3 separate regions of the Mus musculus genome follow, and all the other regions are linked to region 1. A link is a loop called in an ENCODE intact Hi-C map of the cell type or tissue named here. Cell type or tissue: heart. All regions are shown on one strand. Each heading gives the region's core, and the rest is flanking DNA. Links, peaks and the distances in the headings are about the cores only.

What was found. Hi-C counts contacts between places; a loop is a spot of excess contacts. Peaks named below come from ENCODE experiments on the same cell type or tissue, not always from the same donor. Only the 100,000 strongest peaks of a DNase experiment are listed, where the experiment ranks them.
Region 2: it touches region 1 in a loop (2.6-fold over the local background); 11 of 42 quality-filtered maps call a loop at or near these places.
Region 3: a loop joins it to region 1, with 3 times the contacts of the local background. A loop is called at or near these places in 3 of 42 quality-filtered maps.

Annotation. Positions count from the first base shown.
Region 1 is chr15:10,481,782-10,492,403 of GRCm38, reverse strand. Brix1 (BRX1, biogenesis of ribosomes) reads left to right here and starts at 6,467. Exons shown (of 10, transcript NM_026396.3): 1 at 6,467-6,669; 2 at 8,998-9,109. The coding sequence starts at 6,511. It overlaps Rad1 (RAD1 checkpoint DNA exonuclease), which reads right to left and starts at 6,386. Exons shown (of 6, transcript NM_011232.3): 1 at 6,140-6,386; 2 at 5,688-5,951; 3 at 4,306-4,414; 4 at 1,890-2,148. The coding sequence starts at 5,885. In heart, for the core only: CTCF peaks have their summits at 4,956 (motif pointing left) and 6,175; a DNase peak (open chromatin) is centred at 6,383; H3K4me3 peaks cover 3,038 bases; H3K27ac peaks cover 1,511 bases.
Region 2 is chr15:10,976,334-10,986,955 of GRCm38, reverse strand. It overlaps C1qtnf3 (C1q and tumor necrosis factor related protein 3), which reads right to left. Exons shown (of 6, transcript NM_030888.4): 6 at 6,794-8,440. The coding sequence ends at 8,281. It overlaps Amacr (alpha-methylacyl-CoA racemase), which reads right to left and starts at 5,200. Exons shown (of 5, transcript NM_008537.4): 1 at 4,903-5,200; 2 at 3,463-3,606; 3 at 2,110-2,270. The coding sequence starts at 5,146. Gm34315 (a long non-coding RNA gene) reads left to right here and starts at 5,323. Exons shown (of 3, transcript XR_383838.4): 1 at 5,323-5,404. It overlaps Gm52174 (a long non-coding RNA gene), which reads left to right and starts at 8,437. Exons shown (of 2, transcript XR_003951471.1): 1 at 8,437-9,268; 2 at 10,544-10,622. In heart, for the core only: a CTCF peak has its summit at 5,436; a DNase peak (open chromatin) is centred at 5,215; H3K4me3 peaks cover 1,674 bases; H3K27ac peaks cover 1,561 bases.
Region 3 is chr15:10,578,471-10,589,092 of GRCm38, reverse strand. Rai14 (retinoic acid induced 14) reads left to right here. Exons shown (of 18, transcript NM_001166408.1): 12 at 1,169-1,255; 13 at 5,257-5,311; 14 at 10,607-10,622. Among named protein-coding and RNA genes, the nearest start is that of Gm10389, 17 kb to the left of the region's middle. In heart, for the core only: CTCF peaks have their summits at 2,317 (motif pointing right) and 5,511; no DNase peak of the experiment used is centred there.

The sequences.
Region 1 (10,622 bases), core at 1,447-9,446:
CTGCACATTCATGTAAAAGCACTAGCTACATACACACAGACCACACATAACACCGTCACCATGGAACAGGCTCAGGCTGGGAGCACCACACACAGTTAATACACACCTTATCAAGCATCATAATGAGGTTTCCACAGGATGCTACAGGAGCAAAGAGTAACTAGTAACAAGCTTAAAAATATTTTTACTTTCTACTCTTGTGTGTATGTGTGTGTGTGTGTGTGTGTGTGTGTGTGAGAGAGTCCAGGTGCTCCGGAACATCACTTTGGAGCAGGAGTTACAGGCAGTGGTGAGCTGCCTGACATGGTGGTGGGAATCAAACTTGGGTCCCCTGAAAGAGCATGCTTGCTCTTAAGTGCCTGAAACATCTCTCCAGCCTAGAAATAGCTTTGAAGAAAACGTCACATCAGAGTATACAGTATTACTCTGTACAGTTGTATAAGACAGTTAACTTTCCTTATCTTTAAATCTAAAAATATATTTCAGAGAACTGTTTATAATAGAAGACCTTGCTTTAAATCAATTGTAAGGGTCCCATTTCTAGCTTTTACAGCTGAACCATTTACATGCAATTTGTGCCTATAAATTACGTTTTACTATTACAGCGTTTCTCTATGTTAGACTGATCTTAGAAGGTTCATGGTCTTTCCAACTTTGTACTGTCAGCAAATGTATACAATTGTGAGTTTAGTCTCTAAGAGCTGCCTAAGCATTTGCTATGGGAGAAGCATGCTGACAAACACAGTCACTAGTCCTATAGATCTATAGATCCTGTAGATCTTCCCGAGCCTCGGGGTCTATCCTCCATGCTCCCTGTCAGTCTATATTCCCTTCTCTAATGTAACTTCTGAGTTCCTTATGCTTCCGTATCATGAAGGGATGACTGTCCCCAGACCTCCATTTCTAGCCTAGGCTGATTCCCTCAGTACCACAGCCACATATGCAACCACCCCACCAGTACCTTAGGAACTTTAAATGTTAACATAGCCAGAAAAATAACTCACAACCACTTTCACACATCAAACTGTTTCCCATTCTAGAAATGGGATACAAGACCCATCTAGGTAACTTGTTTTAAAGGATTAACTGGGGTGTTAGTGGTTTACATTTTGGTTAATTTTTGGTATATCATAAGTGAAAATCTTATCTGACTAATCACAAGAAAGAGTTTCCTGTAATTGTTCCTAAGTCAAAAACAAAACAAAACAAAAATCCACAATTTATATTCTCTGCACTTCTTCAAAAATTTTAAGTTCTATAAAATTATTCTAATTTTGAAAAAAAAAAACTCAGAAATTTTGCTGGGACGAAATATCCTATCAGAACAGTTTTTGCTGAAAAATGCCTGACCCAGTGAGGTGCACCTCGTCCAATACTCTGAGTCCTCGAGAACTGTTTCCCAAGAACCTATGAGTGCTCTCCTCATTCTGACTAGTTTGCCATTGTGTGCTCTCTGCTGAGTCACACTTTCCTTCACCAGTCTAAGGTGGGCATGTGCCTTAGGTCACCAACAGCTACTACGTAAAAAAAGCTATCAGCAATATCTCCTTCCTTTTGTATCCTGAACTACTGTAAGGAAAAACAGATACCACGTAATACAGACAAGCGGTTTAAATTCCCTCAAGATGTAACCTCATCTACATCACAATCAGCAACTAAAATACCACTAGTTTGTAGATTATGAGAATCGGCTTCCAACTATAAAATGCTTTGTGGGTTACCCTTCCTATGGCTTAAGTTTCCTATCTCAAGGTTGGAAAATTATGGAATAATCAAATGCTTCTGAAAACTCTAGGATGGGTTAAAAAAAAACCCTGCAACTCAAGCAAATGTTGTGTGGAGAGTTGGATCCACACCAGACCACATGAAGGGTAATCGCACTGACGTACCTGAAATAGGGCTTGTCAGGAGACACAGTGATCTGTAGGACATCACCTGTCATGTCCAGCTCAGAAAAGGCTTCCCGGAGCCCCTCTGACTGCAGGATAATTTTATTCATAACATTGGTGCTGCAGAAATCAAAATCCAGTGTCTCCTCAGGCTCCTGAGTGGTAATTTTGCAGACCGTCACCACTCCTCCTTCTTCTAGAAATAGCATCAGTGGGTGACCATAACCTTGGTAACACATCCGAAGCGCAGTCAAAGTCCCTGCAGTGAGTTAAGGCACATGGGGCTTAGCTCTATGGCTCTGGGGTTAGCGTTCCCTCCAAATGACACACACATTGCCTCAAGAATAATTTATCTGCCAAGCTTCTAGCATGCATGTCTCCTCTTAAAGACACCTGATTCCAATAATGGCAAGAAAACTGGGACACAGGAGAAAATCAATCCTGTCTGGCTGAACTGATTTTCCCACTCCTTATATACAATGTCCCCCGTTGAGAGACAGTATTACTTTAAATCAAATTGGGATCAATAGAGGATAGCCATGGTGACATAACTTAACACCTCAATCCCCTCAGAGGAGGAATATAAAATATCTCGGCTCCTTCCTACTGGTTAGAGAGCCGTAACGGGTATGAAAAATCAAATGTTCTCAGGAAAAACCAAGCTGGGAAACACCGCATTTGTGAATTCATAATTAACAACATATGGAGTACAGTATGTGTTTCATGGTCAGGAGTATGAATGTACACATGCCATGCATGCCCACGGATGTCATAGAAAAACATCCATTGGGAGTTGGTTCTCTCTCTCTACCACAGGACCTGGGACTCAAACTCAGGTTCTGTCAGGCTGCATACTTTACTCATGTGTGTAATTAGACCCGGCTACCGATCATGCCTCAGAGTTACAATCCTAGGATGGTGAAGGCAAAGGCAGGAGGGTCACAGCAAGTTCCAGGCCATCTAGTGTACGTGGTATGGCAGAGTACACTGTAATCTTAGCACTCAGAAGTTAAGACAGCAGTATCTCAAGTTTAAGGCCAACCTGAGTTACACTCAAGGCCCTGTCTACAAAAACCAAAACTTAATTATGAACCTGCCAGTGCAAAGCCATGAGTTACTTCCCTATGAAATAAAACAATTCTTGGATTCTTCTAGTCTTATATACAGGGCAACTGAATTTCCTAATTAATGGTCAACTGAGAGTGAGCAAAATTGGCTTCTCCTGCTTCTAAGTAGACGTTAGTTCTGAGTAAGTCAGAATACATATGTAATTAAAACGTATTTCACAACGTTAAAGGTATTTCATGAATTTAAAGTCTTTTGATCTTAAACTTACAATCTTGGAGCCTTGTGTGATGATGAATATTGTCAACTTGACCGGCTCTAGCATCACCTAAGAGACAAGCCTCTAGGCATGTCTGTGATAGGGATTTGATGATCAGGATGAGGTGGTGGGAGCCCCACCCTAAATGCAGGTGGCACCATTTTAAGAGCTTCTGTGTTAGACTGGATAAAAAGAAGACAGCCACCTAAGCTCTTCTCTGCTTCCTGCCCGTGGACACAATGCCACCAGCCGCCTTGTGCTGTTGCTTCGCTTCCAGGTTCATCCTTGCCACATGGACTACACACTCCAACTGTGAGCCTAATTAATAAACCCTAAAACTGCTTTGTCAGTCATTCTTTTCACAGCAAAAAGGAAGGTAAGGTAATAACATACCTTGCCTATTAGGATGACCTAAAATGAATAAATACCTTCACAAATATGTAAAGAACTAAAACAAACATTCAACTTGTAGTTTAAATATTTATGTCCTATGATTATAACAACTAGGAGGAAAATGAATTGGAAATCAGTTTCCCTTTATTCTTTAAAAATTTAATTCATATATACAAATGCACCCCCTAATTATTAGGGCCTAATACTTCCCTCCCTAGGACTCCTCAACTTGTTCCAAAGAAATGACTTTTCCCTCCCCTAGCTGCCATCAGCTGCCAAAAGCATCTCTACTAGGGGTGGGGCCTCACTAGTCCTTCCCTGAGAAGTTAGTTTTCTAACAAAATACTGTTGGGCTTGGGGCCGTAGCTCAGCTGTAGTCGAGTGCTTGGCTAACACGTATGAAGTGCCAGTTTCAATCCCCAACACCACATAAAACTATAAATGGTTGCCTATCTCTATAATCTCATCACTTGAGGCAAGGGCAGGAAGATAAATTCCAGGTTATCCTCAGCTACACAGGGAGCTCAAGGCCAGTCTGGGATACATAAGACTCTGTTCCAAAAAAAAAGATTAAAAAAAATTAAAAAGCTTATATTCTAGAAACCTTCCTGTATGTATTTTCTATTTTTTTAACCATAATAAATACTTTTATGCCACAACAATAGTAGTAGCAGTAGTTGTAGTAGTAAAATAGTTCACCTGGTGTAGGACTTGATCCAAAAATAGATAAACAGTCTAAAAGGATAGTTAAGTTAATTCGAAAAGTAACAGATTCTTCCTGAATGACAAATTCCTGAAACACGTCAGCCTATGAGAAAGCAAACATGAAAACATGAAAGTGGATTATATTAAAGAATGAAAATTCACACGTCTATATTTCACTTTATGCTTAGAAAGTAACAATACTCTGCCAACTCCATGAGAGTATTTCTCATTCCCAACTAAGACATACTAAGTTTTCAACCTTTCCCCACTTGAATACTACTGAATGGTTTAATCATTAAACGTGGAACACTAAGTGATGGCTCATCAGTTAAGAATACTTGCTAATCTTCTAGAAGACACAGGTTTAATTTCCAGCACCCACACGGTGACTAAAATCCTTTTGTAACCATTTTCAGGGGATCCAACACCCCCTTCACAGGAACTTGGCAGGAACCAGGTACACGCCTTTTGGAGACATTCATGCAGGCAAAACACTCATACACACGAAATTAAGAAGCCAGGAGCTGGAGGTTGGCTCAGAGGTTAAGAGCACTGACTGCTCTTCCAGAGGTAGAGGTCAATTCCCAGCAACCACATGGCTCACCACTATGTGTAATGGGTTCTGATGCCCTCTTCTGGTCTGTCTGAAGACAATGTACTCACATACATAAAATAAACCTTTCTAAAAATATTAAAAAGCCAAACACCACAAAGTTACCACCCCCTAGTAAGGGCTCTTCATCTTCATTTCTGTATCTAAATTTAACACCTATGTGAACTTGCCCTAACTCTGTCTTGTGCCTATCCCTTAAAGCTAAAGTCACTTAAGGATAGGATAATTCAGTGTCAGGCAGTGGTGGTACATGCCTTTAATCCCAGCACTTGGGAGGCAGAGGCAAGGCAGAAGCAGGCGGATCTCCAAGAACTTGAAGCCAGTCTGGTCTATAAACCAAGTTCCAGGTAACCAGGGTTACATGTTAGACTCTATCTCCGGGGGAAAATGCTCCGAGGAAAAATTACAGCCAATAAGAGGAAAAACTAAAACGTGCATGACAATAATACTGTAAAGAGTAAATAGGGTTCTCGCCCTAATTCAATCAGTTGTAAGACTACTGAAAATTAAATCTGGTGCCACTATGTCAAACGAGAAAGTGTCTATATGTGTAAAGATTAAAAGAGGAAAATGGTGAGAAGAGTCATTAATAAACTATCACTAGTAATCGTTATCTGTGTGAGACAAGATGGGGAAAGTATTTGTTGGCAGGAAAGAAAAAAAAGTAACGACATTTTGTTCACTAACTTGAGTTTTGTTGAATTAAGTCCTTCCAAATTCATTCATTAGGGAATGCTTTAAAAATGTCTTCACTCCCCCATACCTGAATAAAGGCATTTGCTTGCACACACTTTGCATTCTCCACTGTAACCTTGATTCCGTTTTTGGTAGCAAAACACGTGGCGTGTTCTCTGAAATGAATGGCTTTCAAGACAGTGGAGAGATTCCTAACGTTGTCAAGGCTGGCCACTAAGCAGTACTGTTCGTACTCCTCTTCATTGTACTGGGTTAGGAGAGGCATGGATGGTCCACGGTACCGTCGGCTCCGAGAAGAAGGATGCTCCTCTTCCGGAAGATGTGTGAAAACCTGAGACACGGAACAACAAACCTCGCTATCAGTGCGGACAGGACTGGCGACCTCAACCCGAGCCGAAATCGAGATCATTCTATTTTCATGTCTCAAAACTACGGTATTCTACACTGAATGCAGTTCACAGGGTAGCTCTAAAAGGCGCGGGTAACCGGGCTTGCTTAGCACCTCTGAGCGCCACCAACCTGGCTTGCAGGAGAACGCGACTTCGGCCCGCTCGCCGCACAGCGGCCACTAAGGGAGCCCCTGGCGCCAGGCTGTGGGTGACGTCCGACCCCTCAAAGCCCCTGCCACCCCAGCCCCAAGAACACCCTGAGCGTCCAAAAAGCTAGCAAGCCAGGCAAACAGCTCCCGCCACCGTTCAGATACGCAACCACCTAGGCCACCGTCACCACCGAGCCGCCGTGTGCCTAGAGAGTCTACCTCGAGACCGGAAGCGAGCGCCTTGGAGCCGGATGACTTAACTCACAGCCTAACGTGGGCTACCATAGAGATCGGAAGGCAGAGCGAGCGGCAGAACCGGAAGTGCAGGCAGCGACCGACGCGGCGAGGCGAGATGGCGGCGACCAAGAGAAAGCGGCGTGGAGGCTTGGAGGTTCAAGCGAAGAAGCCAAAAAGGAGCTCGAAAGATGCCGGGCAGCCAGCTAAGCAGGCCGATGTGGCCAAAGAGGCGGAGGAGGAAAATAGAGATCGTATTCCAGGTCCGGTTTGCAAGGTAAGAGGCCCGACTCCCGAAGTTGGAGTCGGCGCTCTGACCCACCTTTGGGCCACCGAAGCAGCGAAGTGACTCCAGTCAAAACTTGACAGGATCTTATGCTTAGGGTTCCCTGGAGGGACTGGACAGTGTTTATGTCTAATTTTCGTGTAGATGGCCTTCTTCCTGGAGACAGCAGTTCGTAGACCCTAAGCCAGTTAACAGGGAGTTGATTTAATGGGTGTTTAGTTCCAGGATCCTTGTCTTCCAGTTACTGACCCCCACCCCGCCTCCCCAGAGTAATGGTTTTCCTTTGTCTTTTTTTTTTTTTTTTCTCAGAGTCTTTTTGGTGTAACTATAAATTCCTTCTGTTTTGGTCCGTATCACATAGGATTACCGAAGTATGTATGTATGTATGTATGTATTTATTTATTTATTTGCCAAGCCTTTAAAGCTACAGTCCTGTGAGTCTGTGACTCTGACTTGTTTGGTTAGATCTTTTAACTCAAGGGTCCTAGACCACTAGTTTTACTGTGTCAAACAGTGCGACACACTTATACCAAGATGAGCTTCCCTGGCCTTAGCATCTAGGAAATAATGAACAAGAGTTCCTCCAGAAATATTGGAGTTTAGAAGGAAAGAAGGCTTCATAGAAAACTGTGTGTCTCTTCTAAAGGCCAGCAGGTTCTTGTTGGAGTTACTTTCAGTCACCTGGAAACTCCTTAAGGAAGGTATCTGTATGGAGGAAATCTTGCCTCAGACTTGTTAGTCCTTTGTGCTTAGTGTAGTACTCAAGTACTGAGTGAGGCAATGTGGACATTGTACCCCACTTTTAATTAACAGTTAAATCTTGTACCTTTGTCTGAAAGGATAAAAGTGACTTTTGAGGAAAATTAGCTGGTTTTCAATAAAAGTTAGTGCGCTCCCTCTTAGGAGCTGGACATGAAACATGAAGGGAACTAATCTGAATCACACTATGATATATGAATTGGAATTAATGAGACAATTACTACTATTAGGGTGGTAAGGAAACACCCTAATAGTAACTTTTAGCTGAATTTCAAAGAAAGGCTTAAATTTATGTATTTAGAAAGACAGGGGGGGGGGGTGGTGGAAAAAATTCATCAACGGCATTAAATGGGGGTTTAGAAATTCTAAACTCAGCTGGTTAGCTGAGAATGTGCAGGGTCAGTGTTGGGCAGTGGAGGTGTAAACAGTGAACATGTAGTATAGAGGGTATTTGACATTTTGAGGTTTGGAAACCAAGATTAAATTGGGGCTAGTTGGCTGTCAGCGGTGATTCTGTCTGGGCAAGCCAGACATCCAAGAGCTTCGCAGCTGATAATCAGTCACAGGGATTTGAGGACACTTGTAAGCGTTATAAATTGTTGTAAGGAGGTACCGATTTAGTAGTGCTTATGATGTCTATATAAGAAACTAGAGACAGCTGGGCGTGGTGGCACACTCCTTTAATCCCAGCACTCGGGAGGAAGAGGCAGGCAGATTTCTGAATCCAAGTTCCAGGACAGCCAGGGCTACACAGAGAAACCCTGTCTTGAAAAATAGAGAGAGAGAGAGAGAGAGAGAGAGAGAGAGAGAGAGAGAGAGAGAGAGAGAGAGAGAAACTAGAGGTAAAGGGGTCTTCAGAGCATGAGGAACTGAAATGAAGTAGCAGAAAGATGGAAGGACAGGAGAGGAGAAAGGAATGTTGGTAAGGAAATATGCTAGATTTAAATTTGGTAAAGGTTTGTGTTACACAGACGAGCTTGAAGCTTTACTTTAGTGCATGCATTACTAGAGCTAGAGAGACTTCTTACCCTTCTGTACATGGTTAAAACTGGAAATGAAGCCAGGCACTGATGGCGTACGCCTTTAATCCCAGCACTCGGGAGGCAGAGGCAGGTGGATTTCTGGGTTCAAGGCCAGCCTGGTCTACAGAGTGAGGTCCAGGATAGCCAGGGCTATACAGAGAAACCATGTCTCAAAAATCCAAAACAAAAAACAAACACAGAAAAAAAAAACCTGGAAATGAACATAGGTACTGTAATGGAGACCAATAAAAAGTTAAAAATGAAAGGGTGCTAAGAAAAGATCCTTATGGTGGTGAGGGGCAGTTGAAAAGTGGTTTGTTTTGTTTTGTTTTAATGTTTCTCAGTTGCGGACAGTTGTCTGTATTCCCAGGATAGCCTCAGTTTCCTGGTTCAAGTGCTCCTCCTGCTTCAGCCTCCCTAGCTGGGACTACATAGAGGTATACCAGTGATGCCAGAGATTGGAGACTTGACGACTGTCAGAAACACACCAAGTATGTTCAGCACAAAATGTTAAGCTCTAAGGTTTTCTTTTCTTCAGGGCAAATGGAAAAATAAGGAACGGATCCTCATCTTTTCTTCCAGAGGAATAAATTTCAGAACAAGACACTTAATGCAGGACTTGAGAATGTTGATGCCTCATTCTAAAGCAGGTACTTTAATATCGGGCTTTAAACTGTGTGTGTATAAGCCTGCTTACCGTATATTACATACTTACTTGTTTGCTCGGCTTTGTCAGGCAAAGAACCCCAACACAAGGGTTTCGGGGACAGCTTAGTGAAGTAGATCTGAGTTTAGTCCCCAGAACTGCCAAAAAGAATCTGGGTGTGATGGCACAGATTTATAACTCCAGCTCTGAGAAGGTGGAGACAGGTGAATACCTGGGGCTTGATGGCAAGCTAGTCTTGCCAAGTTGGCAACCTCTCTGCCAGTTTAGGGACCCTGTCTCAAAAAACATCTGAAGAAAACACCCCAGGGTGACTTCTGGACTGATGGAAACACACACACACACATTTCAAAAGTTCACTCTTTCAGGTGTCACATTGTAAGAAAATTTGTAACATTTTATAAACTGTTTTGAGTAGGCTATTAAGGAAGGACTGGCCTGTATTGCTTTCTGAACATTTAAATTTTTTTTTTTTTTTTTTTTTTTTTTTATGACAGGGCCACTTTATGTAGCCTTGGCTTCCCTGGCCTAGAACTCATAAAGATCTGCTTACTTCAGCCCAGTGCTAGGACTGAAAGTATGTGTGCCACCACCCATGGCTTAACAGTGTTCTTTCTGTCTTAGAGGCTAGTGAAAAGTGTTTGCTCTTGAGATGAGACACCTGTCACTGCTGTGTGTGGCTGTTTCCTGAGATGTTTTTGGATTGTGCTTTATGTAATGGCTTAGTTCTTTAGTCTTTCTCAAGCCAAAGTTGCCTGTACTGTCTTCAATCCCTGAAACTAACTGCAATTTTTCATTGATGTGTTTCATTTCTATGGTTATCCAAAACCAATTTTAAAATTGGCTTTGATTCAAAATAATACTTTCATAAGTTAAAATTAAGTTTTGATCAGGTGTGGTGGCACACCTGTAGCCCCAGCATTTGGGAGGTTGATCTCTTGAGTTCAAGGCCAGCTTGGTCTGCATAATTTCAGGCTAGCTAGGCCTGCATAGTTGGTCTCATTTTTGTCTCAGGAGCTGGGCATAGTGGTGCTTCCCTGTAATGTCATCGATGGGCGATGGTGGCAGGAGGATCAGGACCTGAAGGTCATCCTGAATCTCCATAGGCACTTTGAGGCCACACTAAACTACCTGAGGGACAGTCTTAACTAAAAAGTTTCAGTTTTCAGCCAGGCCAGGTGGCACAGGACCATAATTCCTACTACTTGGAAGTTGGAAGTTTGAAAGTTCAAGGCCAGCCTGAACAAATTAGTGAGAGCAGTCGGAAAGCAAAAGTAAAGAGGGCTTAGCTGCAGGTCTGTGGGAATGCTTGCCTGGCTTGTGCCTCGCCTCCCTGGGTTCCTGTCCCCGTACAGTGGCAAGTGTGCACTGCATATCTGCCTACCACTTGTTTAGTTATGAAGAGGTTGAGTGTTTTTAGGTTTGATCAGTCTTTAAAAAATTATTTAGATAGCAAATGTAGTCAAAGTCAGGTAGTCTTGAAATCTGTTATTGACTTG
Region 2 (10,622 bases), core at 1,168-9,167, 490 kb before region 1:
CCCACAACAATTTACATTCTCAATCCTGAGGTACCCACAGGCCTCTGACCCTCTGGCCATTAGAAGTGTCTCTTGAGCCGGGGCAGTGGTGGCACATGCCTTTAATCCCAGCACTTGGGAGGCAGAGGCAGGTGGATTTCTGAGTTCGAGGCCAGCCTGGTCTGCAGAGTGAGTTTCAGGACAGCCAGGGCTACACAGAGAAACATAGTCTAGAAAAAAAAAAAAAAAGTGTCTCTTGAAACTTTGTTACCTTGGTTTCCATGGTGACCCTCCCTTCTTGTTCCAGGCTTACTGATCTTCCCCCATGCTGCTCTTTTCCTACTCAGTGCTACACATTAGCATTCTGTCACCTCTTCAGGGAACCACAGATGCTCCCCTGGCTCCCAGCTTATTCCCAAATGACTGCAAGAGCTGTCCCCTGGCTCCTACTTACTTATTCCCTCAGGGTACGGAAAAGCTACTTCAAACTTGAGGTGAACAAAACTACCTTCCTTTTACTCTGGGAAAAGAAACCCCACAATCACAGACCCTCACAGAGTGAAGTCAGAGCACACTCACTACACAGTGACAGACTAATTACATTCCCTAACCATTCTGACACATTGGCCTAGTATTCATTTTACAAATCTGACGAGGTTGTAGAGTAACCCCGGAGATGACAGAGCTGGTAAAGTGCAGAGGGAGGAGGAAAGAAGGGAGCTGTCAATTGCACACAGCTGGCGGTCTCTTCCCTCATCAGCCTGCCCCTGGGAGCTGGTGATACCACCCCTTAGCTTACAAGCTAGAAATCTGCCTCTGTCCTCACTTCTTTCTTCTTTCCCCACTGCAACCCTCTGCAGCAATTTTGCACCCAGCATTCTTTAATCCAGTCTGACTCTGACATTAACTGCTTCAGCACGCGCCCTCCCTCATTTGCTCAGTAAACCCCCAGTTAACTGGTCTCTCTGGTTCTAGTCTCTCGCCTCCCTCAAATCCATTTTCTGTTTGCCTTCCAAAGATCTCTCAGCATGACTGCATGAGCGAGCTCTGGACTTTACCCTTACCAGGATCTGTGAGACCTCAGGGAAGTGTCCCTGCTTCAGAACAAAGTACAGCTCTCTCCTTTTACGCGCCCCCTCACTTCCAATAGCTACAGTTTAGATTAACAGCCATCTGAAAATATTAACTAGGGAACTCTGTAAGTAAACTTTATTAGTACATATTTTATACTGTTCTGTTTTTAGTATTGTTAATCTCTTACTGTGTCTAATTTATACACTGTGTATGTAGGTATGTCTGGGTAAAATGAAATAACATTAAGTTTAGAGTTATCTTCAGTTTCATGCATCCAATGGGAACCTTGAATCATACCCGTGCCAGAAGCTGAGGAAACTATATATTCACCCAGGCTGAAGATAGAGATCACACAGAGAAAGGACTCAGCTGGAGGAAATGAGTGTTCACACAGAGAAACGTGAAACTGAAGCATCTCCTAAGAAAGGCAGCAAGAGGTCGGGACAGGAAGGCCCGCCTTCCTTAGCATCTCTAAGAACCTGCTCCACTGGCTGCAAACCACTGCTGAAACTCAGTTTTGAAGGATCGTTACTTGGTAGCTCTAGTTTAATCATAAAAGATAACTTGGAGAAAAACATTGAAATACAACACAGGAATCAGGCGAGTTGTTACAAGTTTAGAGCATGCTGCTAGAGATGGCTTACTGGAGATGCCTGCAGCCATGATTGACAACCTGAGTTCCCCAGAAGCCATAGGTAAAGGAGGATACTGACTCTCCAACCTTGTCCTCTGACCTCCAGATACATTCTTACACACTCACACTAAATAAATAAGGTTTAAAGCACCCCATAGGTGGCTTCAATATGGCATTCTGATGCATACAAAAGGGTGAGGCTATTTTAAAGCAAAGGACCTCTTGCCAGACATGTTGGCATTTATCTTTAATCCCTACATTCAGGAAGCAGAGGGAGGGGGGGCTTCCTGAGGTCCAGGACAGCCAGACCTACCCAGAAAGACCCAGTCTCTCTCACTCAGAAAGATTTGAGGCAGTCACACGTGATACTGAGGCACAAATGGCAAACCTAGCATCCCGCTCTGCCCCCAACTGATACTCACCATGCTTGAATCGATGACCTGCCCTCGGCCAGAGCGTGTGCGTTCAAAGAGAGCCAGCACAATGCCCAGTGTGCACATGAGGCCTCCACCGCCAAAGTCAGCCAGGAGATTCAGCGGTGGGTAGGGGTTCTCACCGCTTCTGCCAATCTTTGACAGAACGCCTGCACCATGGACAACAAATTGAACGCCCCTTTTAAGTGAACACAAGAATACCTTAGCAGGACAGCCGATTTTTATAGTCACTGCCCTAAGTGAAAACGGTGCACAATGCTCTTCAAACTATGAATCCACTGAGTCCACTTACAAAGCGTCCTCTTACATAAAAGCAAGCAAGCAAACAAACAAACAAAAAGATTTTAAAAAACCATCCCAACCGACATTTTCAATATTTTATTAAAGTCTTCACTAACTAAGTTTTAAAGAAGACATATTACTACCCATTTTTTCCTGGCTCTAAAACAGTATAATTCATTTTGAATTTTATTAAAAAGAGATATAAGAATATAATCATACCCAAAAAGGAACAGGAATTAAGTTTTGAAAATATGTGGAAAGCCCATTTTATACTTTGGACAGTCAGGAAGGTTTATATTCAACCTTTCAATATCTTCTTACAGAGAGTAGATTTGCTTTCATCAGTAACATGCAGTTCTTATACATAATAGAGCCAGGCTATTTGAAAACCCGTCCTCACGGATGCAGATTCTAACGAAGTGATAGCGAGACCTGAAAACCATGGGCTTTGAGCCGGGTTCACAGATGTCTGGAATGATGGCTCCAAGTGATTCGTGGTGAAGGAATGTCAGAATCAAACTGAATCAACTTTCCCACTAAGTAGAGTGACCAGCCATCATATTACCTTGCCTCTCACTCCTAGTCGGGGCTTCCTTAAAACTGACTTCCCAATTGTAGGAAACCAGTGCTACTACTGATTATTAGCCCTCAAATGGGTTAGGGTGGGGACAGAGCTTAAGGACAGCAGTTCTAGCAAATCAACCCGTTTTAACAACCACGTTCTCTCTGCCAGATGCATTAACATCTTCACATTTTTAAATTCGTGTTAATCAAGGCTGGGGCTAGAAAGAGAGCTCAGTGGTTGAGAATATGTACTGTTCTTCCAGAGGACCCAAGTTCGATTCCCAGCACCCACCTAGAAGGGTTTGCAACCTACCATGGTCCTGCTCCAGGTGATCCAGGACCCTCTCACCAGCATACATACTCACATGCATATAACCACATACACACATAATGAAAAATAATTAAATGTTTAAAAAACCCTTGTTAAGCAATGTAACTGTACTTCCTGATTTTGGAGCCAGTTCAAATTATTTTAGAAAAGCCTTTCAAACCTACCTGATAAAGCCAAATAGTTGATGTCATGGCCAGCTACTTTGGAGAAAATTCCCGATTGGCCAAATCCGCTCAGCCTGGCATAGATGAGCTTTGGATTGTCCTGCAGTAGAGTCTCTGGCCCAAGCTGGAGTTTCTCCATGACACCTTTAGAGGAAAGCAATCAATTGTTTTGTGGTTGTTGTTTTTGTTTGCTCCTGGGACAAGGACTGAGGTGCATATATCACATATCAAAATAGACCTGGCTCCAGGTCCTCCTCGCAGCACCCCTCAGTTCCTTCCTGGCATATGCTCCAGCCCCCAACCCTGAACTTTCCATCCCAGACCTGGGCTGCTCTTCCCCAAGAGGCTCTTCTCTATACAATCCAGACATTTTAAGCTCCCCATTCCTCCTCTTCCTCTTCCTCCCCCCCCCCCTATGACCTTTCTTTCTCTCTCCTTCCCTATCCTTCCTTTCCCCATGGACACTTCCCTGGTCCTTAGGGCCAGTGAACTGCTAGAGAGGAGCTTCCCAATAAACCTGCCTTTAATATAATCTAATCTGGCTTGAACTGGCTCGTTTCACACGCAGAAAAATAACCCTAACCTATCAGTTTTGTTTTTAAAGAGAGCACGAATCAAAGATGGGAATAATTCCTTTTACGGGGCAAACCAAAAACACACTCTTGCAAGTGATACTAACAGTGTTTGTTGTGATTTTGGTGAAAGTTGTCAGAATTAAGAGTCAACTGAAGAAACTAATCACACTGACCCACCCTCATCTTCAATTGGAGCATTTTTACATTGTGACATAATCTTAAATGTTACAGTACTGTCCTCAGATATGCTTGTGAGAACTAAAAGAGTTAAATATAAATATGCCTAGACACCCACTCCCGTCCCACTTATTGTCAAATTTACTGTCGTCCTGGTATCTACCAGGCAATATTAGTAAGGGGCTGGTTGGAATGGATTCTCTGAGCTAATACAGAAGGAATGCCTTCAGATTTGGTTCAGGGTTTGTGACAGTTGCAAATACCAATGTACAGTCGGATGGAGGTGCATGCCACCAAGCATGCAAGTGCTCAAAACTGATACTGTTAACAAATTGGTCGTTTGTCTACAGAGCACTAAAACAATGTTTTCATATGGCCCAAAGTAAATGAGGTGATCTTGAAGCTGGAACTTGGAAATACCAGCAATTAGAGAAAGGTTAACCATGGTCTGTGAATGGCTTTAGAGCATGGGTATATCACATATCAAAGGGTCAATGACTCTATTCCTATGTGAAGCTTTTCAGTCTATCTCTTGCACTAGATTCTCGTACGGTTCAATACCTCCAAATAATAAAGGCAAATCTGGGGGGGGGGGAATCAAGCAAATTAAAAGTCTTAAGAAGGAGTCAGAGAAGCTGGGAGAAATCGGGCAGGAGGGAATGTCATCTCGCAGCACCGCAGGGCTCACCGCAGCGGAAGGGCTCCAGCAACACGTCCGCGCGTGCGCACATGCGCCGCAACACCGTGACTCCCTGAGAGCGCTTCAGGTCCAGCGCTAGCGAGCGCTTGCCTCGGGCCAGAAAATTCTCGCCCGTGGAGCCCAGCCGGTTCACGCGCACCACCTCGGCGCCGAAGTCCGCCAGGACCATTCCGCAGAACGGCCCCGGGGCCAGGCCTGCCAGCTCCACAACCCTGACGCCACGCAGCACCATGGCCAGCCTTAGGGTGAGAGCGGAGCGGCTCGGCGCCCGAGCCACAGTTTATCTGCCCCGCCCCCTGCACCCCGCCTCGCCCCGCCCCGTCCGGGAAGGCTGCGCGCTTGCGCACTTCCTGCCCACCCTAGCATTGGATCAGTTGGTTTAGCTGCTCAACTTTGGTTTAGGTCATGAGTTGTGTCCTTGACCCCATGTTGTGCGAGTCCTCTTCGGACACTTTCATCGAGCCACCTGAATCGCTACCCTCACCCCCCAGTAAGTGATTAAAGGCACTCAACTCCTTAGATCAATGTAAGAAGGCAACCACTGGGTGTCTCCCTCGCCGCCCTGAAAACTAGTTGTCATCCTGCAACTGTTTGAAACCTCTCCTAGATGCCCATAGGGCCAGGGGTGTAGACCAGTTGCTAAATCCGTGCGCGGAGTCCAGCACCGCTTAAAACGCCGGTGTTGTGCACGCGGATAATCCCAGCATTTAGAAGAGTCTGGGATATCAGAATTATTCATCTCAGGTTAAATGGGAGAGTTTTAGAAGTCAGTTTGGTTTGTCAGCTGTCAGTTTTACGGACAGTTACAATTTTGAGTTAGAAACTTTTTTCAGCCTTTAAAATGCAACAAAATAATCACAAATATTCCATCCTCATTTACAGGTCCTTTTTCCCTTAGTAATGGGGGGAGCTTGCAGGTAGCCAGATGCAGCTCTAGGAAACTGAATAGAGCCAGACTTGAATGCTAGAAATCTCCCATACCCATTCTTAACAAGTGAGGAAGATAATAAAAGCAAAGGCGAAATGCTACATAGTTGTAGCCAAAACACTTTTAACCAGCTACTGAGTTTTAAGATATTTCAGGGAAAGGGGTCTGTGCTCTCTCAGAATGAGCAGCCTCGTGGTAAAGGCAGACAACTTCCACATGGTCCCTAATGCTCTCTGCTTGTCTGATGCTGTCTCAAGTGCCTACCCTTGCTCCAGCCTTGTTCTGTCCTATTATTTCCTTTGCATTTTGATAAACTGGAATGGAAAAATCTCATGGAAAGGTATGGCTGACTTCCACATGGAGACATTAACATTTTATCAGGGTTGCTGCCTTTCTATTTTTCTGAAAAAAAAAAAACAAACAAAAACAAAAAAACAGTGGTACAGATGTGGCTTGAATGACTTAAGCTTACATACAGGATCATGTACACATGAATCACAAGTCTTAGCCAGCATAATGTTTTACAAATCCTCCCAGAGTAGTGAGTTATCCAGAAGCCCCCCGCAAAGCAGACTGTGTGATAGGAGATCTCAACACTGCAGATCTTTTCTCTGGCCAAAATTCTCTTCTAAAAGCTAATCAGGGGAACAATCATATGAATTATGCATAGGCAATTGTGTCCAGATATTTTTAAAATGAGGGATATTCATGGTGCATTATTTGTAATAAAGCCTGGAATTTTTGGCATGTGGCACACAACTGTTATCCCAGCCCTTGGAGGGTGGAAGAAGAGCCATCAGGAATCCCAGGTCATCCTTGGCTATACAGCAATTTCAAAGCTAGCCTGGGCTACATGAGACCCTGTTCCAAATCAATAGCAACAACAACAATGACAACAACAATAACAAAATATATAGACGCAAACAAAAAACCTCCTAAAGCAAAAAGATTAAATAAGTAAGAAGCTTTAAATTTTTAAATTTTATTTTGTAATTGGTACGAGTTTTTTGCCTGCATGTGTGTCTGTGCAGTGTAGGCATGCCTGGTGCCTGCAGAGGCCAGAAGAGGGTGTTGTATCTGAGGGCAAGATGGCTGTAAGGTGACACGTGAACGCTGGGCAGCAAAAGTCAGTCCTCTGGGAAACAGCCAGTGTTCTTAACCGCAGAACCGCTTCTCCAGCCCCCAAATTATGTTACTATCTGTGTCAACTTATAGCAGGTAGCATAATGGTGTTTTGGTGGCAAATTTAATCCTTTTTCTTTATAGATTCTGGGATGGGGAAAGCTAGGCAAAAACCATCTAGCACCTTCTATAACACTGTGGCATATTAAAGTTGATTTGTGAACATTAGTCAAGTATGATAATAGAGAAAATAATATCATTTTTATTGAAAACATTTAAGACATGTTGTTATGGATCTCATAAATGGAATACACTTTACTTTGCATCCATTTGTCTGCCTGTATTTAATTAAGTTTACAGACCATTCAATATAACACGGTGTATATAAAAATTTGGGTATAATTCCCAAATTAAAAAAAATGTGATAACTTCTGTACTATATCAGCCTCATCTTACCTCAGCTTGTTGTACAGAGTCAAGAGAGCTCTACCACAGCCCCAGGAATGCAATGGCAAAGAGAAGATGTGGCAAGCCAGATGGGAGAAAAGTTTATATCTGCAAGTCTAAGCCAGTAGAACTCAATATTATCTACATGGGGTTGTTTGTTTGTTTTAAAAGAGGAGCCAATTATTTGTGAGCATTGTAAATAATTGCCCTATCTGAAGGTTACCTGAAATGACTAAATGTATTTTATTAATGAGTATAAGAATAAAACCCACTAAACCAAATGCTATTTCCCAGTTTAGACTTCAGAAGTGTTTTTCCTATGTAGAGTCTAGTAAGTGGGCTTATTTTTGCCCCATCATAATCAGGCTAGTCTCTGAAATATTATGAACAATGAGCTGAAAACTTGGTTGACTCGAAAGCCAATATTACATTTAAACAGAGCACCAAAACTCTATGCAAATGCATCCTTTGAGGTGAGTGCTTTTTTTCCAGCCTGTATCAGGTGGCAATCCCTTTAGACATGTAGAGAAGAGTGATGAAAATGCTGAGTATTTCCCAAGGTCATCTGGAAAGATTACCTTGTGGTCTATTCTTAGCCCCTGAAGCATCCAACATTATTGGTATGCCATTAGAATGAGTAGCAGTGAGCCCCTGAAGCATCCAACATTATTGGTATGCCATTAGAATGAGTAGCAGTGAGCCCCTGAAGCATCCAACATTATTGGTATGCCATTAGAATGAGTAGCAGTGTGACCAATGCAACACTTAAATGCTCCATAAAGAACCCCCGACTTCAACATCCTTCATATCCTAACAACCCTAGCTCAGCTATAAATTGCCCCCAAAGTGGAGATATCCTGTCTTCCTTGTCACTTAGTTTCAAAGAGCAGAAAGCCTGCGAAGGTGGAGAAGCGCTGGTGGTCCCCGTGGAGGGCACCGTTGCCCATTCTTAGCCAGACTTCATCTCCTTTGGCCAACTTCAGCACTGCATGGTTGCTGGATGTATCTGATTTTCCCTTTGTTTCATAGCTGGGAAGAAAAAGAGGAACACACTAGTTAATCTTTGCAGTGTAAACCCGGGTCTTCAGTATATTCTGTCCATATCTTCACCTATGCTTTAGTTGAGGCTATGTGTTACTTAAATGACATGAAAGTGGAAATAGCATGAAACACTTCTAGAACTGTCTATTAAAACCTACCTCCTTCTTTCCTTTCCCTTGCCTCTAGATGATCAACAGCAATTACTATGATGGCCTTGAAAGCCATTCCTAAACATCTGGGTTCTTAAAGATGTAGCAGAGAGCTCTCTTACCCCTGCTCAGACTAGGAACATATATACAGGATTATCTTACCAAGCCTCTCTGGACTGTTAGATGAGGAAGAAGGAAAGCTCTACTATATTATCCTTGACCCTTTACATAGAGTCTTCATTATAATGATTTATTTCCTTCTTGTTAGTCTGGAATCTGATATTCAACAAAGAGACTGTCAACAGCTAAAGTGAAAATATATTACACTTGCTAACAGCCAGACTGGAGGCAATGTGGAATTAAACATTGTGAGCTAGGAAGAGAAAGACTGGTGTGTGGTAGCTTGGATGAGAATGGCCTCCACAGGTTCATATATTTGAATGCCTACTCCCAGTTGATTGACTGCTTCAGAGATACGGCCTTGTTGGAGATGTGTAATGGAGGGATGGCTTTGAGGTTTCTAAAGCCCATATCAGTCTCATTCTCTCTCCTCCTGCAAACTTGTGGACAGGATGATGTTGGCTCTCAACCACTCCTTCAGTGCCATGCTTGTCTGCCTGCTGCCACGCTCCCCACCATGATCTTCATGGACTTAGCCTTTGAAATGGTATGGAAGGCCTCCAACTAAATGCTTTGTTGTATAAGTTGTCCTGGTCATGGTGTCTCTTCACAGAAATAGAACAGTAACTAAGACATCATGTCACGCTTAGAAGACATTGAGAAAGAGCATAGTAACACAGACCACCTGGTATACACATACCACCTAAGACAAAGGATTCAAAAGAGGCAAATACTCCTTGCAGCTTTTCACAGATGATTTTAGAGAATAACAACATGCTTGAGAGTAAGACTCTAAACAAACAGGGCCCTAACAAGGCTGAACAATAAAACCAAGCACTTTTATACCCAGAAGAGCAGGGATAGAGCTGTTGTTTTGTTGTGGATAGCCCTGGGGCTAATTACATTTGATGTTAATTCCATTCTCCTGTGAGTGGCTTTGAACAATGAATGAGTCAGTACTCTGATGATTTCCTGTAAACCTGCTACCCACCTTAATTTGTAAAATAAAGGAGAGCTGATGACTGGGCAGATAAAAGGGAAGGTGGAGCAGAAAGTGGAGAGAGAAGAAGGAGAAAATGGAGGAGGGAGAGGATACAGAAGAAGAAGAAAAGCAGAGCAGAACCACATGGCCTGGAGAAACCACAAGTTGTAAGGGGTCTCATAATGTGGAAGATGGTAGCGTAGCGGTAGATCTGCCCAATCTAGGCACACAGCATGTATTCATATTAATTGAGTCGTGTTTTCATTGCCAAGGCATATTTGGGATTGAGAGATTTACCGCACCAATATTTTGCTGGTAGAAACTTTCATTCAGAGTCATACTCTATGTATCTCATAAATAGAGAATATTGCCTTTCTAACCAAATTACTAATTTAAAATGTCTTTGGTAATAAATAGTAACTATATTTAGAAAAGGGCAAACAATGGGTCACAAGAGTAATAGGCTAAAAATTGTCCAAAAGTGTACTAGATATGATTCACTAACATATGTTACTGACTGGGAGCAAGCAGCAAAAGTCTTATGTGTCTGTGTCTAAGGAAACTACTGCCAGAGACCCGGTCTTGTAAGAAAGACTTGGGACTTTTGCCTTAGTTCTCAGAGCTACACCAGCAGGAGGTGGAACCTGAAGAAGAAAAAAAAAAAAAAAAAAAAAAAAAAAAACCTAAAACTTACCAAGCCACTTTGGATGTGACCATGGAGAAAAATAAAGGAAAACTATCCACAAAGGATAGAATCAGAAGCCAGAGAGAAACCCAGCTGAGGGGTTTCTGTATGAAAAGGACTATTCATCTCTGACTTCTAACTTTGAACTGGTTTAGGACCATCTCCCACGGAGACCAAGACAGAGAAGTGTGCCCCGGGATAGGAAGAAGGAAGAACTGGATGGCTATTTGAAAA
Region 3 (10,622 bases), core at 835-8,834, 97 kb before region 1:
TGATAGCATTCCTACCTATGTGTGTATAACCCTAGGTTCAGTCTCCAGAAGAGCACCATATGCACACACACACACACACACACTCTCTCACACACACACACATACATACACACTCACACACACATACATACACACATACATACACACACACTCTCACACACATACACACACACACTCTCACATACACATACACACACATTCACACACACATACACACACACACATACACACACACATTCATACACATATTCACACACACATATACACATACACACACACACATACACACACACATACACACACATTCACACACACACACATACACACATATACATACATACATACATACACACACACATATACACACATTCACACACTCATACACTTACACACACTCACACACACTCACGCTCACACACACACGGGGCGGGGGGAGCACAAATGACAGTGTCAGTTATTAATCTGGAATATTGTAGGTTTTGTCTATCTTAAAATTAGAAAAAATATATATGTATATAAAACCTCAAGGAAATTTCTTCCAATTTTATGACAGAGTTCTTTCTCCAAGATAATCTCAAATGTTGTTAGTTCCTTATATGAACAGCTTAGTTAAGATATTGATAATGAATTTTAGTTTCTTAAAATGTGGATATAATATATTTGACTTTCTTATTATATTTATGAGTGGCTAATATTTAAAGGGGTTTTTTTTCCTTCTGAGTTCATAATAATAAGTCAGGCGAGCAAGAACAACAACAGCAGCAATGAAATGTCAGGTAGAAACAGGATAGGTTTTACTGCTAAGACAGCATAGGATATAAAGAAGATAATCCATATTCAGATAGTGGAGAGGACTGTCGAATCTGGTAGGTCCTTGTAAATATGCTGGCATGTTTGTTAATACTGCTCTCAACCCACAGTAGAACTTTGTAGATTTTAGAAGCTGGTGTTAGGTAATAGATTAATGCTACCTAGTTAATGCTCTGACAGCTTTCAGAATTCCTTGACTTGACACCTTTACTAGAATGCCTTGAGAGTTTACCCCTGAAACTCTACAAGCCTCCTGTTAGGCTTAGCCATAGGGATTACAGCATGGATTGTTCAGCACCAGGGAAGACAAGGCTTGGAAGACCCCCCCTTTATTAGTGGTTTTCTTTTTCTTTTTCAGTTGAGTGATGTGTCCTCCCCACGATCAATAACATCTACACCACTTTCAGGAAAGGAGTCAGTATTTTTTGCTGAAGCGCCCTTTAAGGTATCCCCTTTTCGTGTTGGGGTTTCTTGGCGTATTTATGATACCGATGGCCTTGCTTTAATTTATACAACACTGTGCAAACCGTATTATACCTCTGAATCACTGTGTCATGACATTTCACCATGAAGAGCCCCTTGATTATTTTTTCTAGCGAGGATACCATGAAACAAGATTAGAAAAATAAATCATATTTACTGATAATTTTTAAATAAGAGGTAAATGCCATTTATATAAAATCTTGAGGTCATAGTAACAGAGGGTTTTTCTTGGAGTTGAAAAGAGTGAGGAATCTGGGAAGATGTTGAAGGAAAAAGGACCTAAGCACTCTATTCGATAACACAGTGACTACCATTCATAGTGTGTCGTCTTCTTTAAAATCGTCAAGGGCTAGGAAGATGACTCAGTGGATATACTTGCTGAATGAAGAGCTGAGGTCACATCTCCAGAATCCACATAAACCTGTGTTCAGTTATTCCTGGGTTGACACTCCTGTCGTTCTTAGGGTGAGAGGCTGTGTTGCTAATAGAGAGGAAGGAACACCCAAGGTTGCCCTCTGACCTCCACACTCACCCATGGAAGCATGGGTCCATATGCACACACATACAGTGTGTTCACACGTGCATGTAGACACAGAAATAATCATTAGTGAGAGGACGTTTTGGTAATTTATTTAAAAGATTTATTTATTTTATGTATATGAGTACACTGTAGCTGTCTTCACACACACCAGAAGAGGACATCGGATCCCATTACAGATGGTTTGTGAGCCACCATGTGGGTGCTGGGAATTGAACTTAAGACCTCTGGAAGAACAGTCAATATTCTTAACCACTGAGCCATCTCTCCAGCCCAATTTTAACTACAAAACAAAACAAAAACTTGAAGCAATGTTAACTCTCACAATTTAGTCATTCTTCATCATATAAATCAAGACATCACTATGTACACAATAAATATATGCAAAATTCATAAATAAAATGTATTGTTAATTTTAGAAATTTTAATTTTTACTTTAAGTACATCGAGTGTTTTAATAATAAGTTTGCTCTCTTGTGCATGCAGTTCCCTCTGAGGCCTGAAGAGGGCGTTGTATTCCCTGGGATTGGAGTCACATAGTCAGTTATGATAACAGCATGTGAGTGCTAGGAATTGAACCCAGGTTCCTCTGGTAGAGCAGCCACTACCCTTAACCTCTGAACCATTAGTCCAGCCAAAATTAAAATTCTTAAAAACTGAAGGTGGTACAATTTACCTACTTCTGGTTGGTAACACTCATCTCCCTTATTCTGGAGTATAGATTATTTATAAAATGGCAGCTGTATTTTTTTTTTTTTTTACGGATTCTCTACATGAAATACAGTATCCTGTATTGGACACTAGGATAGAGACAGATGTGGTAGTGCACACACTGGAAATATCCAGCTAAGGAAGCGGAAGCACAAAGATCAAAAGTCCAGTGCTAACCCAGGAGATAGCAAGTTCATGGCTAGCCTGAGCTTTGTAAAGTGAGGCACTTGGCTCAGTGTTAATGTGTAGAAGAGCCCAGACCGTGCCCCTGGTGTGAATATAAAAAGGCTACCAGTGGGAGAGTGCTGTAATCTGGACACACACTGTTGTAAGTTAGTTAGCAATCATCCATTGTGCTGAGGTGTCCATTTTTGGCAAATGTATTATGAACACAGACGTTAATGTTAGCAGACACAGGGTAATGTTTCATAACTGCTTTACAAATCTAAAGTTTTCCAGGTGTGAGGTGTATTTTTTTCAGAAAGGAAAAGGTCTGAAAAGAGACGGCTCAGTGTCAAGAATGTGTGTTGCTCTTGCATGAGACCCCAGTTCCAGTCAGGCACCCACAGCAGACAGCTCACGGCTGCCTTTGACTCCATCCAGAGGGTCTGACACCCACTGCTGGTCTCCCTCACATGCATAATTAAAAACACAGTCATTAAAAACCATTCCATAGCTCAACAATAGCTCACCTAGAACTGATCTTACCAAACCGAGTTGACATTTCCAACCAAAACAACAACAAAGCTTTTCTCATGGCTGCACAAATTCTTTTCCTGACTATAAAAGCAGTATTAATCTATTTTAGAAAGTCCATTAGGCCTTATTCTACCAATTCTGTAAAGTATGTATTTAGAAAGTATTTTAAAGAAGAGGGGGGACCTCGGTTATAATGACTGTTTACCTAGGCATCCCTGGGATGTTGTAGTTGGACAGGGGAAATTTCTAACTGTTAAACGAATCCCTCCTGTGTAGCTGGTTGTGTATTTACATCCTCCAACTCGGACTTATTAAAGGTGAATTCTGAGGCCCACTCCCGCACACTGCCACTTCCTTTACTTTAGGCCGTATCAGTAGACTTTTGAGATGAACACTCATATAGGCAACACAAGGGAATCATGGTCCTGTATTAGCGTTCTGACGTCATCTAGTAAGATTGTGGCTGGAGAGACACAATGCATTGCAGCCAGCAATACCGTGAATTGTAACTCTCAACAGTAAGGTGGGCTCTGGCTCCTAAACAACACAAAGCAAAGCAAGATTTCTTTAAGTGCCAATTTAGAATGGCTGAGACCAAAGGTTGATGAGCATGCAATATAGTCGAAGTACATCTGTCGTTTTCTCCAGGTGGGATTGTAAAATGTTAGCTATTTTGTATGTTTCACAATTCCTTTACAAGTTAAACATGTGCCTACTCTATGATCCAGCCCTGTGTGTTTTCCCAACAAAAGGAAAAAAAAATGTCCATACAGAATTGGATACTTAAATGTCCCTGTCTTATTCACAGTAGCCTAAGCTGAATTGCCATCAGTACTGAGTGGATGCAGATAATACGATATATCTGTGTGAAAGCGTATCACTCAATGATGACGTGCAGAAGGGATGAGCTGTGTGGCATATAAACAGCACCAGACATAGAAAGCCGTCAATAATAATAATAATAACAATAATAACAATAAAAACCAGCTACACATATACCCTTACTGTGTGGCAGTCCATTGTAGAAAATGAAAATCGGGGAGTCCTGGCCGCCTGGGGACAGAGCAGGCAAGGATTGGCTGTGAGAAGGAAACCTTGGGGATGACTGATGGAAATCTGTGGTTGCCATGGTGCTGCTATCTGTGCTATAATCATTTGCTATAATCTCATGAAATTGTCAACTGTCATTTGAGGCAGTTTGCCACCGTTCGTATCTTTTACAGCTGAAGAGAAAAGGGCGGGACAGCCATCTTTTATCAAGTGTCAAAAATAAGCCACTGTGCTACCAGTGACCAACTCCGTATGTTCCTGACACTGTAGCTCACCTAGATGAAGTACAGGGATTTCTGGCAAGGTGTTGTATTGAGTGAGTTCAAGGAACCTTGCAGTAATTTAACAAAGTTTAAGGACAAACAAAGTCTTAAGGGCATTAACCATCAGTCCAAGACCATGAAAATTTTTATTCCCTTACAAAATGTTTTCCTCCCAGACAGCTCTTACGTATTACTATGTCCTTTAAACGGATTAATAGCAGAAAATTTAACAAGTAATAGATGTAAAAAAAATCATGTTTAATATACTTAATTAGTCAATTCATGACACACATAAATACTAGTTCTATTTAACTATATTATAAAAAAAAAAAAAACAAAACTCTGCTATCTCAGGTTTTAGGATAAAGTCCAGAAAAAAGGCTGCTATATAAACTATAATTTAAAATATAACTACAATTTCTAAAAAAATATTCTGAGAGTATATCCTCTGCAATTTCTGAAATTTTCAAAACTATACTTTTATAAGTAATTGTCTCTTACTTGCATGTATTTTCTTTTATTTGCATATATTTTAACTGCCTGTTTTCCTGTTGTGACATTTTCTATCATTTTACTAGTGGATTCCCAGGAGACCTTCTTTCTGCGGTCAGACTCAAGGAGAGTAGTCAGTGTGACACTTAAGTGTAATGAGCACGATATTCAGGAAAATTCCTTAACTGTCATTTGTGTTTCTACACACAGGCTGAGATCAGCTCCATACAAGAAAACAAAGACAGGCTGAGCGACAGTACTGCAGGTATGAACAGGAAAATCGCCTTTCCTGCCTTTGACCACATTTAATTTCTTACATGTTTACATAAGGAGAGCAGCGTCCAGTCAAGCCCTCTGTGTAAGGTCATGAGAACCAGCTCATGCCTGTCCCAGGACTGCCAGCAGCGCACAGGCGTGCTTTCTCCACTAGGAGGGGTTTATATGTTAAAGAACTAAGCCAGCAGTGCACAGGCGTGCTTTCTCCACTAGGAGGGGTTTATATGTTAAAGAACTAAGTTTGAGTGTAAAAAAAAATTCCATCTTCAGTTCTCACTTCCCATTAGTATTTTCTCTAATTAAGAATGCGGCAGTAAATAGTGTTGGCAGAGTAGCAGCAGTGCCCGGAGGACTCAGAATTTCCTGTCACCTTACGATTGTAGACAAGTTCAGATACCAGTTACTGTACCTCCCACTAAATGCACAGCAGTTGTTGGACCTGTTTTCAGTCTTAGTTATTTAGTGTGTCAAAAATAAGCTATCAGATTGCTATAGCCTGTGTATTTCATCTTATGCATTTACAGTTTGGGGGTGCAGGCCACAGGTCTCAGGCTTATAGCATCTCACTCTCATTGTACCCAAGCAGCAAGGTATATCACCAAGACAGAGGGGACTCTATAGCCCTGCTGCTCCCACTAGCTAACTTTAATTCCCACCGTGGGCTCTAAGTACATTTAGGTAAAGAAAGTGCCAGTAAGTCAAATGCAGTCGCAATGGCTTCACCAACACAGGGGCTAGTCAGTGGTGCCTTTTTTTAAAATCATCTTATTTATTTACATTCTAGTCCAATTGTGCCTTTTAAAGATCTGTCCTAGGACCCCAATTCTGAGGCTAGCCTGTGCTGTATAGTAAAACCCTCTCTCAAAAAGAAAAACAAAAAAAAAAAAAAATGAAGAAGTCCCTTTTAAAGGAGATGCAGATAGATACCTATACCCACTGTGTTGCAAAGAATATATCTTTAGAATTCTATTGAAATGAGTCTATAGGATTTCCAAGGTCCCCTTTTCTCCAACATTCACTTTCTTATAGTGTATGTTCTATAAATGTGTGGATTTGTGGACTTTAGAAATTTAATTTTCTGGGGCTGGTGAGATGGTTCAACAGTTAGAGTACTGGCTGTTCTTTCAGAAGTCCTGAGTTCAATTCCCACACGGTGGCTCACAACCATCTGTAAGGGGATCTGATGCCTTCTTCTGGCCTGCAGATTTATATGCAGCAGAATACTCATACACTAAATACATTTTTAAAAAAAAGTTAAATTTTCCAAATCTTAATTAATGTAACTGAGTAAATGTTCCATTGGATACTTTTAAAAGAATCTATTATATTGTAGAAGAAACTTCAATTTCAGTTGCTTAGGATTGTTCTCAGGCTCTCATTATGTTAGTTCATCTCCCCCAAAATGAAGACCCCACCCCCACCCCCAGACTTCATGTCAGAGGGACTCAGAGAGCATCACCTAGTACCAGACATGAGAAGAGAGGGACTCAGAGAGCATCACCTAGTATCAGACATGAGAAGAGAGGGACTCAGAGAGCATCACCTAGTACCAGACATGAGAAGAGAGGGACTCAGAGAGCATCACCTAGTATCAGACATGAGAAGAGAGGGACTCAGAGAGCATCACCTAGTATCAGACATGAGAAGAGAGGGACTCAGAGAGCATCACCTAGTATCAGACATGAGAAGAGAGGGACTCAGAGAGCATCACCTAGTATCAGACATGAGAAGAGAGGAACTCAGAGAGCATCACCTAGTATCAGACATGAGAAGAGAGGGACTCAGAGAGCATCACCTAGTACCAGACATGAGAAGAGAGGGACTCAGAGAGCATCACCTAGTACCAGACATGAGAAGAGAGGGACTCAGAGAGCATCTCCTAGTATCAGACATGAGAAGAGAGGGACTCAGAGAGCATCACCTAGTATCAGACATGAGAAGAGAGGGACTCAGAGAGCATCACCTAGTATCAGACATGAGAATTGAGGGACTCAGAGAGCATCACCTAGTATCAGACATGAGAAGAGAGGGACTCAGAGAGCATCACCTAGTATCAGACATGAGAAGAGAGGGACTCAGAGAGCATCACCTAGTATCAGACATGAGAAGAGAGGGACTCAGAGAGCATCACCTAGTATCAGACATGAGAAGAGAGGGACTCAGAGAGCATCACCTAGTATCAGACATGAGAAGAGAGGGACTCAGAGAGCATCACCTAGTATCAGACATGAGAAGAGAGGGACTCAGAGAGCATCACCTAGTATCAGACATGAGAAGAGAGGGACTCAGAGAGCATCACCTAGTATCAGACATGAGAAGAGAGGGACTCAGAGAGCATCACCTAGTATCAGACATGAGAAGAGAGGGACTCAGAGAGCATCACCTAGTATCAGACATGAGAAGAGAGGGACTCAGAGAGCATCACCTAGTATCAGACATGAGAAGAGAGGGACTCAGAGAGCATCACCTAGTATCAGACATGAGAAGAGAGGGACTCAGAGAGCATCACCTAGTATCAGACATGAGAAGAGAGGGACTCAGAGAGCATCACCTAGTATCAGACATGAGAAGAGAGGGACTCAGAGAGCATCACCTAGTATCAGACATGAGAAGAGAGGGACTCAGAGAGCATCACCTAGTATCAGACATGAGAAGAGAGGGACTCAGAGAGCATCACCTAGTACCAGACATGAGAAGAGAGGGACTCAGAGAGCATCACCTAGTATCAGACATGAGAAGAGAGGGACTCAGAGAGCATCACCTAGTATCAGACATGAGAAGAGAGGGACTCAGAGAGCATCACCTAGTATCAGACATGAGAAGAGAGGGACTCAGAGAGCATCACCTAGTATCAGACATGAGAAGAGAGGGACTCAGAGAGCATCACCTAGTACCAGACATGAGAAGAGAGGGACTCAGAGAGCATCACCTAGTACCAGACATGAGAAGAGAGGGACTCAGAGAGCATCACCTAGTATCAGACATGAGAAGAGAGGGACTCAGAGAGCATCACCTAGTATCAGACATGAGAAGAGAGGGACTCAGAGAGCATCACCTAGTACCAGACATGAGAAGAGAGGGACTCAGAGAGCATCACCTAGTATCAGACATGAGAAGAGAGGGACTCAGAGAGCATCACCTAGTATCAGACATGAGAAGAGAGGGACTCAGAGAGCATCACCTAGTATCAGACATGAGAATTGAGGGACTCAGAGAGCATCACCTAGTATCAGACATGAGAAGAGAGGGACTCAGAGAGCATCACCTAGTACCAGACATGAGAAGAGAGGGACTCAGAGAGCATCACCTAGTATCAGACATGAGAAGAGAGGGACTCAGAGAGCATCACCTAGTATCAGACATGAGAAGAGAGGGACTCAGAGAGCATCACCTAGTATCAGACATGAGAAGAGAGGGACTCAGAGAGCATCACCTAGTATCAGACATGAGAAGAGAGGGACTCAGAGAGCATCACCTAGTATCAGACATGAGAAGAGAGGGACTCAGAGAGCATCACCTAGTACCAGACATGAGAAGAGAGGGACTCAGAGAGCATCACCTAGTATCAGACATGAGAAGAGAGGGACTCAGAGAGCATCTCCTAGTACCAGACATGAGAAGAGAGGGACTCAGAGAGCATCACCTAGTACCAGACATGAGAATTGAGGGACTCAGAGAGCATCACCTAGTACCAGACATGAGAATTGAGGGACTCAGAGAGCATCACCTAGTATCAGACATGAGAATAGAGGGACTCAGAGAGCATCACCTAGTATCAGACATGAGAAGAGAGGGACTCAGAGAGCATCACCTAGTACCAGACATGAGAAGAGAGGGACTCAGAGAGCATCACCTAGTACCAGACATGAGAAGAGAGGGACTCAGAGAGCATCACCTAGTATCAGACATGAGAAGAGAGGGACTCAGAGAGCATCACCTAGTACCAGACATGAGAAGAGAGGGACTCAGAGAGCATCACCTAGTACCAGACATGAGAAGAGAGGGACTCAGAGAGCATCACCTAGTACCAGACATGAGAAGAGAGGGACTCAGAGAGCATCACCTAGTATCAGACATGAGAAGAGAGGGACTCAGAGAGCATCACCTAGTACCAGACATGAGAATTGAGGGACTCAGAGAGCATCACCTAGTATCAGACATGAGAAGAGAGGGACTCAGAGAGCATCACCTAGTATCAGACATGAGAATAGCACCTTATCGTCAGATACAGCTTTACTTTGTATCCATCCAAACTGAGACTTTTCCTGTCTGCATCAAGTGGCTGTGGTAAAAATGAAACGCATAAAAAGCCATCTGCTGTGTGCAGAGTGTGGTCTGTCACCTGTGGCCAATGATCATTGTTAAAGGAGCTGCCGTCAGGAAGTAACACAGCTGGGCCAGTACACACAGCTTCATCAGGTAGATATTTTTGTCCTAGGAAACTTTCCAAATGCACTGTGGCAGGCATTCTGAGGAAAGTCCCTTGGGTCACTGAGCACCCAGTAGTCCTCCTTGTCCCAGTGAGAACTCTGCTCAGGGTTCTTTGATGTTGCTTTGGTGTGCTGATTATAATTAGTACACTTAACAATTGTGGCTTGCCAAGAATGGTAAATTTAGTATGATAAGGAGCGATCATTCCACGCTAGGCTGGTTGGCGAATGCTTCTTAGTAGAGCTTGACCAGCGTCCTGAAGCCTTTGTCAGTGAACAGTGAAAGAAACGTGTGTTGCAAGTCTTTACAGAGCACAGCACAGACTGTGAATAGGAGGAGAATGGAAATCCAGGAAAGGTTTTGTAAAGTCATGAACTTGAAAAGGCAGATTCGGGGCAGACATTTGAAGTTCTGCCCCAGCAGTAGATTGCTTGTGTAGGGAGAGGAGTTGAAGCCCTTGAACCAAAGGAGAGCCCCTCCCTGTGCACTGGGAAGGTTGTGCTGGTGTTCCTGTGCGGGCTGCCTTTCCCTGGGCAGAGGGAGGAAGTCATCAGCCGAGTGCCCCAGCCAAGGTGTCAAAGCCCGAAGGGTAAGAGAGAACAGAGAGAGACATAAGAAGGCTCCCAGCTGGGACACAGGGCGCGGAGAGAAGTTAAGTGAGTGGGTCGTGTACTGTGAGCTCTCAGTGTCTTCCATTCAGGGAATGTTTGCAATTCCACAGCGAGAAAACACCAGCCCCCGAAACACCCCCCCCCCCCCCCCCCCGGCGCTCTGCCTGGTGGGGTAGAGGTTACAGGAAAAACATTTTCACTTTTAAAAGTTGTCTCTACATTCCCCTTTCTCTTTCCCCAAGGTGCTGACAGCTTGTT